2 separate regions of the Homo sapiens genome follow, and region 1 is linked to region 2. A link is an interaction called in ENCODE POLR2A ChIA-PET data of the cell type or tissue named here. Cell type or tissue: Panc1. All regions are shown on one strand. Each heading gives the region's core, and the rest is flanking DNA. Links, peaks and the distances in the headings are about the cores only. Region 1 overlaps LTO1 (LTO1 maturation factor of ABCE1). Region 2 overlaps TPCN2 (two pore segment channel 2).

Evidence for each region. ChIA-PET counts read pairs that join two places held together with the same protein. Peaks named below come from ENCODE experiments on the same cell type or tissue, not always from the same donor. Only the 100,000 strongest peaks of a DNase experiment are listed, where the experiment ranks them.
Region 1: POLR2A ChIA-PET joins it to region 2 with 5 read pairs; 2 of 35 experiments call an interaction of 5 or more read pairs at or near these places.

What each region holds. Positions count from the first base shown.
Region 1 is chr11:69,667,353-69,672,718 of GRCh38, reverse strand. LTO1 (LTO1 maturation factor of ABCE1) reads left to right here. Exons shown (of 5, transcript NM_153451.3): 3 at 900-970; 4 at 4,707-4,824; 5 at 5,132-5,366. The coding sequence ends at 5,200. Among named protein-coding and RNA genes, the nearest start is that of LTO1, 5.3 kb to the left of the region's middle. In Panc1, for the core only: a CTCF peak has its summit at 2,308 (motif pointing right); a DNase peak (open chromatin) is centred at 2,278; H3K27ac peaks cover 270 bases.
Region 2 is chr11:69,067,885-69,073,250 of GRCh38, reverse strand. TPCN2 (two pore segment channel 2) reads right to left here. Exons shown (of 25, transcript NM_139075.4): 9 at 2,756-2,821; 10 at 1,831-1,895; 11 at 1,228-1,328; 12 at 543-624; 13 at 250-336. Among named protein-coding and RNA genes, the nearest start is that of MIR3164, 13 kb to the left of the region's middle. In Panc1, for the core only: no CTCF peak of the experiment used is centred there; no DNase peak of the experiment used is centred there.

The sequences.
Region 1 (5,366 bases), core at 203-5,202, 600 kb before region 2:
TTTGCTGTAGGTAGATACAATTAAATTATGCATGCTGGATAAAAGAAAACAAGTCCCTGGTCTCCTTAGTTTACTTGGGAGTGTCATGGTGCTGGCTCATGTACTAAGCCAAAGAATGGGTGCCCTCTGTCATGTGAACATATTCCATTTATGTTTACGTTGAAATTTCATTAACTTTATGATTTTTTTTTTTCTCTTCTTGCCCTTTGTCCTAGATTGGCCCTTACAGATAAGTGGCCCTTAGTGGCAAAGTCTGAGTTGAGGCAGTTATGACTATATTGGATGTTCGATGCTGTGAAACAGATCACCACAAAATTCATGGGCTTAACACAGCAAATATGGATGATCTCACATGTTTCTGAGGGTTGGGAACTCAGGAGCAGCTTTGCTGGGTGGTCCTGGCTCAGGGTGTCAGCCAGAGCCGTGTCACCTGAAGGCTTGACTGGGCTTGGAGGATCTGCCTCCAAGGTGGTGCTGTCACCTGACTGTGGGCATGGACGTCTCCATGGGGCTGCTTGTGTGTCCTCGTGACATTCAAGAGCGAGTGGTCCAAGAGAGCTGGTGAGGCAAGTGACACTGGCTTTTATCCCTAGACTCAGGAGCTTTGTGCTGTTCCTCCACATTCTGTTGGTTACGAAAGCCACCCTGGTGGAGTGTCGAGGGACCTGCACAGGGCATGGGTACCAGGAGATGAGGACTGGGGCATCTGGGAGGCTGGCTGCCCCACCGATGACCTAATTTCCTAATTTCCATTGCCTAATGCTCAACAGGTGCTTCCAGAACAATAGTGTGAGAAGCACCGCTGCCTTCTGCCCCCACCTTTTGTTTTGAGATCTTGGTAATGAAAGTGTAGCTAGTTGCTTATTAATTTCACTCTTAAATATTTTTCACATTCACAGATCGGGTGCTACCAAGGTTTTGCTTTTGCATGGAAATGTCTACTGCACAGTTGCACCACTGAGAAGGACAGGTAAAGGTGGAGATGTCTTTCTTTCTCAGCGTAGGAACCAGGAGTTCTAGTTCCATGGGTTACCAGCATGCCCTTGAGTAATCAATCTGTCTGTTCCTCATCTGTAAAATGGAGAAAATTATCAGTGTCAAGCTTGAGTGTTGTTAGGAGATTTAACGGAAATACTAAATAGAAAGTGCCAGGCACATTTTAGGTGTTTGGTGAACACTGGCTGTTGTTGCTTCTCAAGAGTTCTATGCTCCTGCCTTTTACCTGGAGTCATTAGTGCACCATGTGGCTTTTAGATACCCTACCAATAAAATAATGTTGACATTGATTGTATTTTCTCATTCACCTTTCCCCTGAGCTTCTAATAAACAAATTATAACAGTTTTGTATCACTTGGGCTCAGAGATGAGGACACCAGTGTCATCAGTTTTTTAATGTAGCCAACTAAGTCTGTTAACAAGAAAATGCCTTTAAATGTGTTTAACTCCTTTCTGGAACTTGTCAACACTCAGTAAGTGTTAGCTGTCATTTGAATTGTTTTTAGCCTTTAAAAACTCTTCTCGGCCGGGCGCAGTGGCTCACTCCTATAATCCCAGCACTTTGGGAGGCCGAGGCGGGCAGATCACGAGATCAAGAGTTCGAGACCAGCCTGGCCAATATGGTGAAACCCTGTCTCTACTAAAAATACAAAAATTAGCCGGGCGTGGTGCCATGTGTCTGTAGTGCCAGCTACTCGGGAGGCTGAGGTTGAAGAATTGCCTGAACCCAGGAGGCAGAGGTTGCAGTGAGCTGAGATAATGCCACTGCGCTCCAGCCTGGGCGACAGAGCAAAACTCCTTCTCAAAAACAAACAAACAAACAAAAACTCTTCTTCCTGCATTGTACTTACTGAAGCCCCATGTGACCCTGCTTTATCTATCTTCATTCTGAAGCTGGAAATGAACCCTTGAGATGGTTTGGATACTCTGCTGTTCATGGGCAGCAGCAAGCGCGGGACCTGAGCTGGTGCTCTGCGTCATTCTGACACCTGGTGGCCTTGCCTAGCGTGGGAGGGGCACAAGGAGAGTGGGTAACTCTCTCCCTGACTACGTGACTTGTGCTTTTATTTGAAATATCTTGAATTTCTAGAAATACCTTGAATATCTTGAATATTCAAATGTTTAAGAATGAGGATGCTTGCAACTGATACGGGTAGTTCTTTCTGCTCCGTTTGTACCAGCAGTTGGGAGTCGATGGGATTCTGGGTTAGCAGAGGGGCACTTGAGGACATTTTCCTCCTGGTTCTCAGGCAGCGGCCGGCAGCTGGGGATCCCAGGGGAATCGCTGTTGGCAGCCTGTGCTACCACTAGGTGGCAGTCAAAGCTGAGCCTGGCTCTCAACTCCAGGCCACAAAAGGATGTGTGTTCTTGGAGTTCTCCGCCTGTCTCCCTTCTCCCACAGCGGCAGAATCTGCCGGCTCCTGGAGAAGTGCTCCGCTGTGTGCCAGTGGTCCCATCCCAGGAGGTTGCCAGCCCTTACCCCAGAGCAGGGGTTTGCTGACGTCTGAAAGCAGCACACTCAGTCTAGCTAACAGAGAAGAACCGCTTTGGTTGACGAGGGGCTGGTGGAAGCCCTGCCAGACCCCCCTCGCAGCCGCCCTCATCCCATCCAGTAGTACCCAGAGGTCTCTTTGGAACCTAAGGCTTTATTGTAGAGCAGTGGTTCATGGATGTTTAGATCTTACATGTCAGGTTTTTTTTTTTGTTTTTTGTTTTTTTTTAAATGGTGAAGGGCTGATATTGCATGTTTTACCTGTAAATTTTTCCAAATAAGGATGTTAAGAGAAAAACACCTGCCACCGCATTGTCATTCAGCAAAATGCTGGGCATTGTAACACCAAAGAAACCACGGAGAGCGGCATCTCAGGCCAAAAGATGGTGCTTTCCGTTGAGTAACTAGCTTTCCGGTAAACTGCGTGACACTTCTGTCCCCGGCTTCAGCAGTCTGGTGAAACCCTCCTGCAGACCAGCGCGCACCGGGGCTGAGCACGGGGGCTCTGGCACCATCACTTTTCTTTCATTAGCCCTGAGCTGCTCACACCTGCCTGACGTGTGCCGCCTCTGATGGTGCGCCCGGCTGGGTGTGTCTGAGCAGCATCGCTGACCAGAAAAGTAACCGCTTGCCAAGTGGAAAGTGCGTGGTCCTCTGCATCGGGTTAGCATACAGCCACCTCCCACGTTTTGGCATCTCCCTTTGGTTTCCCTGGAAACCAGGTGCTTTGTTGCTAAAACTGACTTGCTTTGACCTTTCACAGTTTTGTATTTTCTCAGAGAGGTAGCCATGGTTAGCTCTTGTAAACTGGATGCTGCTGGCAAACTTGCTCTTCTCTGTATCCAGGAGCACCAGCTGTTTGCAAGTACACAGGAGGTCTTGGTTGCTTTGAATTGCTGTTGATTCATCCTAACTGTCAGTTCTTTAAAATGCCCGTTAATCGAGTATCTTGCCTACTCTGGCCACTCACATGGTCCAATGCGGCATAGAGGCAGCATGCTTCTCAGGACCACCTGTGGTTCATTGAAAAGACCTGGCCCCACGAGATGTACACATGTGTGGATTATTTTTAAACCCCTGCAGGTGAGAGCCCTGATCTCTAGGATCCAGAGGAAACCAAGAGACCAAGAGACTAACATTTATTGAGCACCTACTCTGTGCTGGAGTCCAAGCTTCATGTCAATTTTTTTTTTTTTTTTTTTTGAGACGGATTCTCACTCTGTCCCCTAGGCTGGAGTGCAGTGGCACAATCTTAGCTCACTGCAACCTCCACCTCCCAGGTTCCAGCAATTCTCCTGTCTCAGCCTCCCGAGTAGCTGGGACTACAGGCACACACTATCACGCCCATCTAATTTTTGTATTTTTAGTGGAGACAGGGTTTCACCATATTGGTCAGGCTGGTCTCGAACTCCTGACCTCAGGTGATCCACCCTCCTCGGCCTCCCAAAGTGCTGGGATTACAGGCGTGAGCCACCGAGCCCGGCCCATGTCAGTTATTTAATCCTCTTGAAAGTCTGTGAGGTTGCTGTTACTCTCCCCATTAAAAAAAAAAAAACAAAACAGAAATTAATTTCTCACCATCTGGAGGCTGGGATGCCCCCCATTTTACAGATGAGGCCAGCAGGGTTGAAAGCAGGTAGAGAGGTGTTGGGGAGATGTCATGCCCAGGGCTGCTGTCTCCTGAGTGCACAGCCTTTCTGCAGAACCTCCTTGCCTCCCCAGCAAAGCTGTTTCCTCCCTGGGGAGGGGACAGTACTGATTTCCGCCTTTGGAGGGAGGGGTTTGCTGGTTTACCTGCAGCTGAACTTTGGAAGGCTTTGAGCACAAAGAATCCAGATCCTGGAAAATCCCCAGACCCAGAGCAGGCCTGCTCGTGCCCAGCCCCAGTCCCTCTTGCCCAGTTCTGTCTGTTTCTGCATGTGTGACCTCGAGAGTCAGCAGGGCTTCTGGCTGCCTCAGCCCCTTGGCCCCGTGGTCGGAATGGAGGCGTGTCTGTAAGCTAGGCACACACTTGCTGTCGAGGCACTGGGTATGGGCCTAAGCTCGTTGCTAGGTAAATAAATATGATTTCGTGTAATGAGAAAATAATCATCCAGCTTTTGAACGAAGGCATTCTTAGCGCACCTGCTGGGTTTCAGGAAGCCAGCAGCATAGCTGTTGTGTAAGTTGAGCCTGTTGTGTGCACATGACTGAGAGTCTGTATTTCTGTGCTTTACAGCAGAAAGATGAAGGTCTTAGAATCATTGATTGGAATGATCCAGAAATTCCCTTATGATGACCCTACTTACGATAAACTCCATGAAGACTTAGACAAGATCAGAGGAAAATTTAAACAGGTGCGTGCACTGTGTGTTTCCTCCTGCTAGGAGCACCTGATTGCGCCTTTCCCAGGCGGGGCAGCGCACTCCCGGGGCCGCTGCGGCAATGGCCTGGGGCTGCGTGCGCCGCGGAACTGTCCGTAGAGGCGCCTCATCCTTGAGTCGCAGTGCAGGAAAACTGAAGACAGTCCAGAGAAAAGGAGTTAGAACTCATTTATGGGCTGGCCACATAGACAGGAAAAGCTATAGCTAGAGATAGAGTTATCTTCTCATTTTTCAGTAAAAATGCACAAGATTAAAAATACCATCTCTTTTGTGTTTTCAGTTTTGTTCGTTACTCAATGTTCAGCCAGACTTTAAAATTAGTGCAGAAGGTTCCGGACTTTCATTTTGAGGAGGATGGATGAACAGAGACCGAACGTCGAGGAACAGATGTGTGTGTGACGTGTTTAGAAATGCGGTGAAGGGCCAGACGGTGCTGGGAAGGCAGTTGTTCATTGGGAGGGTGAGGGTTCCGGTTCGGCCGTGGGAGGGCTTCCTTCCCTGGGGTTTTCTGCCTG
Region 2 (5,366 bases), core at 300-5,299:
GACCATTTGGAAGACTCCTTCATGTCGGGCTGGGCTCAGGCTAGTTCCTGGGGTCTGGTGAATTTCATAAAAATCTCCCCAGTCTCCAAGAGCCAAAGAGAACTCCATTCCCAGTTCCCATACTAGGAGCCAGGATCCCTGGCAGGTGAATCCCAGCACTGATCATTAGAAGAGTTCCCCAGGTGATCAAGGGCAGGGGAAACTGGAAGGCCCCCACTATCCACCCTGGGCGGCTGTGGCCCCAGTTACCTCTTTAACCACACTTCTGTCAAGCTCGTTGAAGAGCTTCTGAAACTCCTCAGCTGAGAGCAGAACACTGCCATAGGAACGCACCTTCTGCACAGGAAGGAGCACAGGTCAGCAGGGGCGCACGGGAAGGTGAGCGCCCTCGAAGGTGAGCGCCCCCAGCCCCAACCCCACCCTGACGGGCTGTGAATGCTGCAGGTGACCTGAAGCCACACCCCTAGTCCTGAAAAGGGGCTGCTGGCCCAAGTGACCTCCCGGGAGGAGCCCAGAGGAGGCTGGGAGCAGGGGGCGGGTACCTCCATCATGGCCTGTTTGTGGGAGCTGTCCAGCTGGACCTTCTGAAGCACCTGCAGCAAGTTCTGGGGCTTCACCCCAACTCTGCAGGGAAAAACCCACAGCCCGGTGAGCACAGCCAGCTCGGCTCCCTTGGAACCCTGGCCTGGGTCCTCCTGCCCTGGCGTCTGGCTTGAGCTTTGCCATGAAGCCACTTTGCAGCTTGAGCCACACCAAGAGCCCCTGTAACGAGCATCCTGCCACTGCCGTCCCCCCGAGAAGGCGCAAACTGACTTCACCACTATGAGCAGTCAGGACCAGAACTTTCCACTGCAATGTCCCTCAAGCTCTCTGCCCTCATTTCCAAGCAGGATGGTGGTGTGGACACCTGGCCCACGCACCTCTGGCTCTGCTGCCTAAGTCAGCACAGAAGGGTAGAAGAGCACAAAGGGGGACAAGAAGGCCGGGCCACTCGGCCCTTCACCAGCCCAGGGTCCCCGGGGGGCACGAAGACAAAGGCATGGACTCAGGACAAGGACGCCGGGAACCACAGAGCGCCAGGGACATGGTGGTTTCCATGAGTCGGGTGCCAGCCAGCAGGGGCGAGGCACAGGCCAAGCACAAGAAGCCCCTAATGAACACCCGGCCCCTGCCCAGCAGCCACAGCACCCACCCTCAGGGAGAAGAGGGTCCATGCCCAGCACTCACGCCTGAGGGAAGGCTCCTCCCTCCCCCACCATGGAGGATAGGACTTCAAAGGCAGCCCGGGTTCCCAGCCGCCTCCGAAACAGCGAGGTCTGGAGAGATTTCTGCAAAGAGGAAGGCTATGAACGGCAGGATCAGCCCTCCCCCAGCTCAGAACCCCCGACCCTTCCCTCCCCTGGGGAACAGGCAGAGGGGGAGTCTGGGCAGCCTTGGGGGGGGGCCCAGTTCCCCACAGCCTGGGGGCAGCCCCTCACCCCCCAGGAATGAGAGGATTGGTCAGACTCCCGGGACAGGCCGCACAGGAAGGAGTCTGACGGGCGTGCTGCGCAATATGCTGGGCCGCGTTTCTCCTCTGTGTGTTGGGGGCGCCCCCAGCTCCCCCTCAAGAGGGTTTAGGGTCTGCTGTCCTGGGAGTTGCCATCTCTGGCAGTGGCTAGAGCAACAACACATGTGCATCCCCGGCTGATCCACAAGAGGTGGCAACCCTGCCCTCCCGTCCCACCAGGGGCCTGGCCAGCAAGGGTCACCCAGCTGCTCATCTCAAGCCACACCCTGCTTGGCCTCCCGGCAGCTCCAGGCACAGCCAGCATTGGGGAGCTCGCTCACCATCAGGTAGCCCCGGAACTGACTGTAGATGATGGCTGTCAGCAGGTTCATCAGAAACAGGCTTCCTTCAAGAGGAGACAGCCACGGTCAGGGGCGCCACCAGTACAGCAGCAAAACCAACGCAAGGGTGGCCGGCACAGGATAGCACAGCGCCGGGGGCGTCCCCTATCAAATGGAAACATGGCCTGGCCAGCGCAGTCACAGGTGGGAGGATGACGAGGTCAATGGTGGGGACAGAACAGAAAGTGTGGGGTGGGGGATCCCTGGGGTGAAGCTGTTGGTGGGGGATCCCTGGGGTGAAGCTGTTGGTGGGGGATCCCTGGGGTGAAGCCGTGGCATGGGGGATCCCTGGGGTGAAGCTGTTGGTGGGGGATCCCTGGGGTGAAGCTGTTGGTGGGGGATCCCCGGGGTGAAGCTGTTGGTGGGGGATCCCTGGGGTGAACCTGTTGGCGGGGGATCCCTGGGGTGAAGCCGTGGGGTGGGGGATCCCTGGGGTGAAGCTGTTGGTGAGGGATCCCTGGGGTGAAGCTGTTGGTGGGGGATCCCTGGGGTGAAGCTGTTGGTGAGGGATCCCTGGGGTGAAGCTGCTGGTGGGAGATCCCTGGGGTGAAGCTGTTGGTGGGGGATCCCTCGGGTGAAGCTGTTGGTGGGGGATCTCTGGGGTGAAGCTGTTGGTGGGGGATCCCTGGGGTGAACCTGTTGGCGGGAGATCCCTGGGGTGAAGCCGTGGGGTGGGGGATCCCTCGGGTGAAGCTGTTGGTGGGGGATCTCTGGGGTTAAAAGCTGTTGGCAGGGGATCCCTGGGGTGATCTCTGGAGTGAAAAACACGGATGTGAAGTTTCAGGTCGTGGAGGCAGCAGGGTGTATCGGTCCCTGAGCTCTCGGGATCCTGTCACAAAATGCTGGCCACGTTACCTGCACTCACCTATCACAGTGAAGACTATGAAGAAGATGGCATAGGCCCGGTTCTTGGAATACGCAGGAATCATCACTAAAAGAAAAAAGAAATAACAGAAACTGACAACCTCAGTACCTGATCCCACTCCCATCCTGACGCTACACTATTTGCTTTTGCAATAGAAAGGAGGTCTCCATTGCTGAGCGTGGTGGCTCACGCCTGTAATCCCAGCACTTTGGGAGGCTGAGGCGGGTGGATCACTTGAGGTCAGGAATTCCGAGACCAGCCTGGCCAACATAGTAAAACTCCATCTCTACTAAAAATACAAAAATTAGCCAGGTGTGGTGGCTCATGCCTGTAAACCCAGCTACTCGGGAGGCTGAGGCAGGAGAATCACTTGAACCTGGGAGGTGGAGGTTGCAGTGAACCGAGACTGCACCACTGCACTCCAGTCTGGGTGACAGAGCATGGCACCATCTCAAACAAAAAAAAAAAAGAAAGAAAGAAAAAAAGAAAGAAAAGGAAAAAAAAGAAAGGAGGTCTCCTGGGAGGGCTGAAAGGCCTTCCTGTCCAAATTCGATCTCTTGCCTCTGCTCGCACACCCTCCAGGACGGGGAACTCCCTACCTATCAAGGATGTCCCTCTGCACACAGAGCTGAAACCTCCCTGCAGCCCTCCCCACAGTCAGTCCTGCTCCCCCTGCAGTCACTTCCTAGGACTCAGACGGTCCTGCTCCCAGTGCGGTCACTTCCTAGGACTCAGACGGTCCTGCTCCCAGTGCGGTCACTTCCTAGGACTCAGACGGTCCTGCTCCCAGTGCGGTCACTTCCTAGGACTCAGACGGTCCTGCTCCCACTGCGGTCACTTCCTAGGACTCAGACGGTCCTGCTCCCACTGCGGTCACTTCCTAGGACTCAGACGGTCCTGCTCCCAGTGCGGTCACTTCCTAGGACTCAGACGGTCCTGCTCCCAGTGCGGTCACTTCCTAGGACTCAGACGGTCCTGCTCCCACTGCGGTAACTTCCTAGGACTCAGACGGTCCTGCTCCCAGTGCGGTCACTTCCTAGGACTCAGACGGTCCTGCTCCCACTGCGGTCACTTCCTAGGACTCAGACGGTCCTGCTCCCACTGCGGTCACTTCCTAGGACTCAGACGGCCCTGCTCCCACTGCGGTAACTTCCTAGGACTCAGATGGTCCTGCTCCCACTGCGGTCACTTCCTAGGACTCAGACGGTCCTGCTCCCAGTGCGGTCACTTCCTAGGACTCAGACGGTCCTGCTCCCACTGCGGTCACTTCCTAGGACTCAGACGGTCCTGCTCCCCCTGTGTCACTTGCTAGGACTCAGACAGTCCTGCTCCCACTGCGGTCACTTCCTAGGACTCAGACAGTCCTGCTCCCACTGCGGTCACTTCCTAGGACTCAGATAGTCCTGCTCCCCCTGTGGTCACTTCCTAGGACTCAGACAGTCCTGCTCCCACTGCGGTCACTTCCTAGGACTCAGACAGTCCTGCTCCCACTGCGGTCACTTCCTAGGACTCAGACAGTCCTGCTCCCAGTGCGGTAACTTCCTAGGACTCAGACGGTCCTGCTCCCAGTGCGGTCACTTCCTAGGACTCAGACGGTCCTGCTCCCAGTGCGGTCACTTCCTAGGACTCAGACGGTCCTGCTCCCAGTGCGGTCACTTCCTAGGACTCAGACGGTCCTGCTCCCACTGCGGTCACTTCCTAGGACTCAGACGGTCCTGCTCCCCCTGTGGTCACTTCCTAGGACTCAGACGGTCCTGCTCCCACTGCGGTCACTTCCTAGGACTCAGACGGTCCTGCTCCCACTGCGGTCACTTCCTAGGACTCAGACGGTCCTGTTCCCACTGCGGTCACTTCCTAGGACTCAGACGGTCCTGCTCCCACTGCGGTCACTTCCTAGGACTCAGACGGTCCTGCTCCCACTGCGGTCACTTCCTAGGACTCAGACGGTCCTGCTCCCAGTGCGGTCACTTCCTAGGACTCAGACGGTCCTGCTCCCACTGCGGTCACTTCCTAGGACTCAGACGGTCCTGCTCCCACTGCGGTCACTTCCTAGGACTCAGACGGTCCTGCTCCCAGTGCGGTCACTTCCTAGGACTCAGACGGTCCTGCTCCCACTGCGGTCACTTCCTAGGACTCAGACGGTCCTGCTCCCAGTGCGGTCACTTCCTAGGACTCAGACGGCCCTGCTCCCAGTGCGGTCACTTCCTAGGACTCAGACGGTCCTGCTCCCACTGCGGTCACTTCCTAGGACTCAGAGGACACAAGAGACAGCACTCAGGGTCCGCAAGATGAAAGGCACCAGCCAGGGTGGCTGGGCCACAGCCAAGCCCAGGACCGTGGCCTCCATCCTGGCCACACCTGCACCTGAGCAGTGGAGGCCCCATGAGCATCACACAGGGTGAGCGTCGTGGCCAGTAAGACCCTTGGCCCTCACATGCTGCTGCCCAGTGGCTCCCACAGCTGAACCTCGGCAGCAACCGCAGCGTGGATGTGTGGAGCTCCAGCAGGACGGCACCAGGAGACCCCTCTGACCACTGCCATCATCGCCCTATGAAGAACACCAGCCACTTTCAGCTTCTCAGAGGAGTGAGTAGACAAGGAGGAAGAGGAG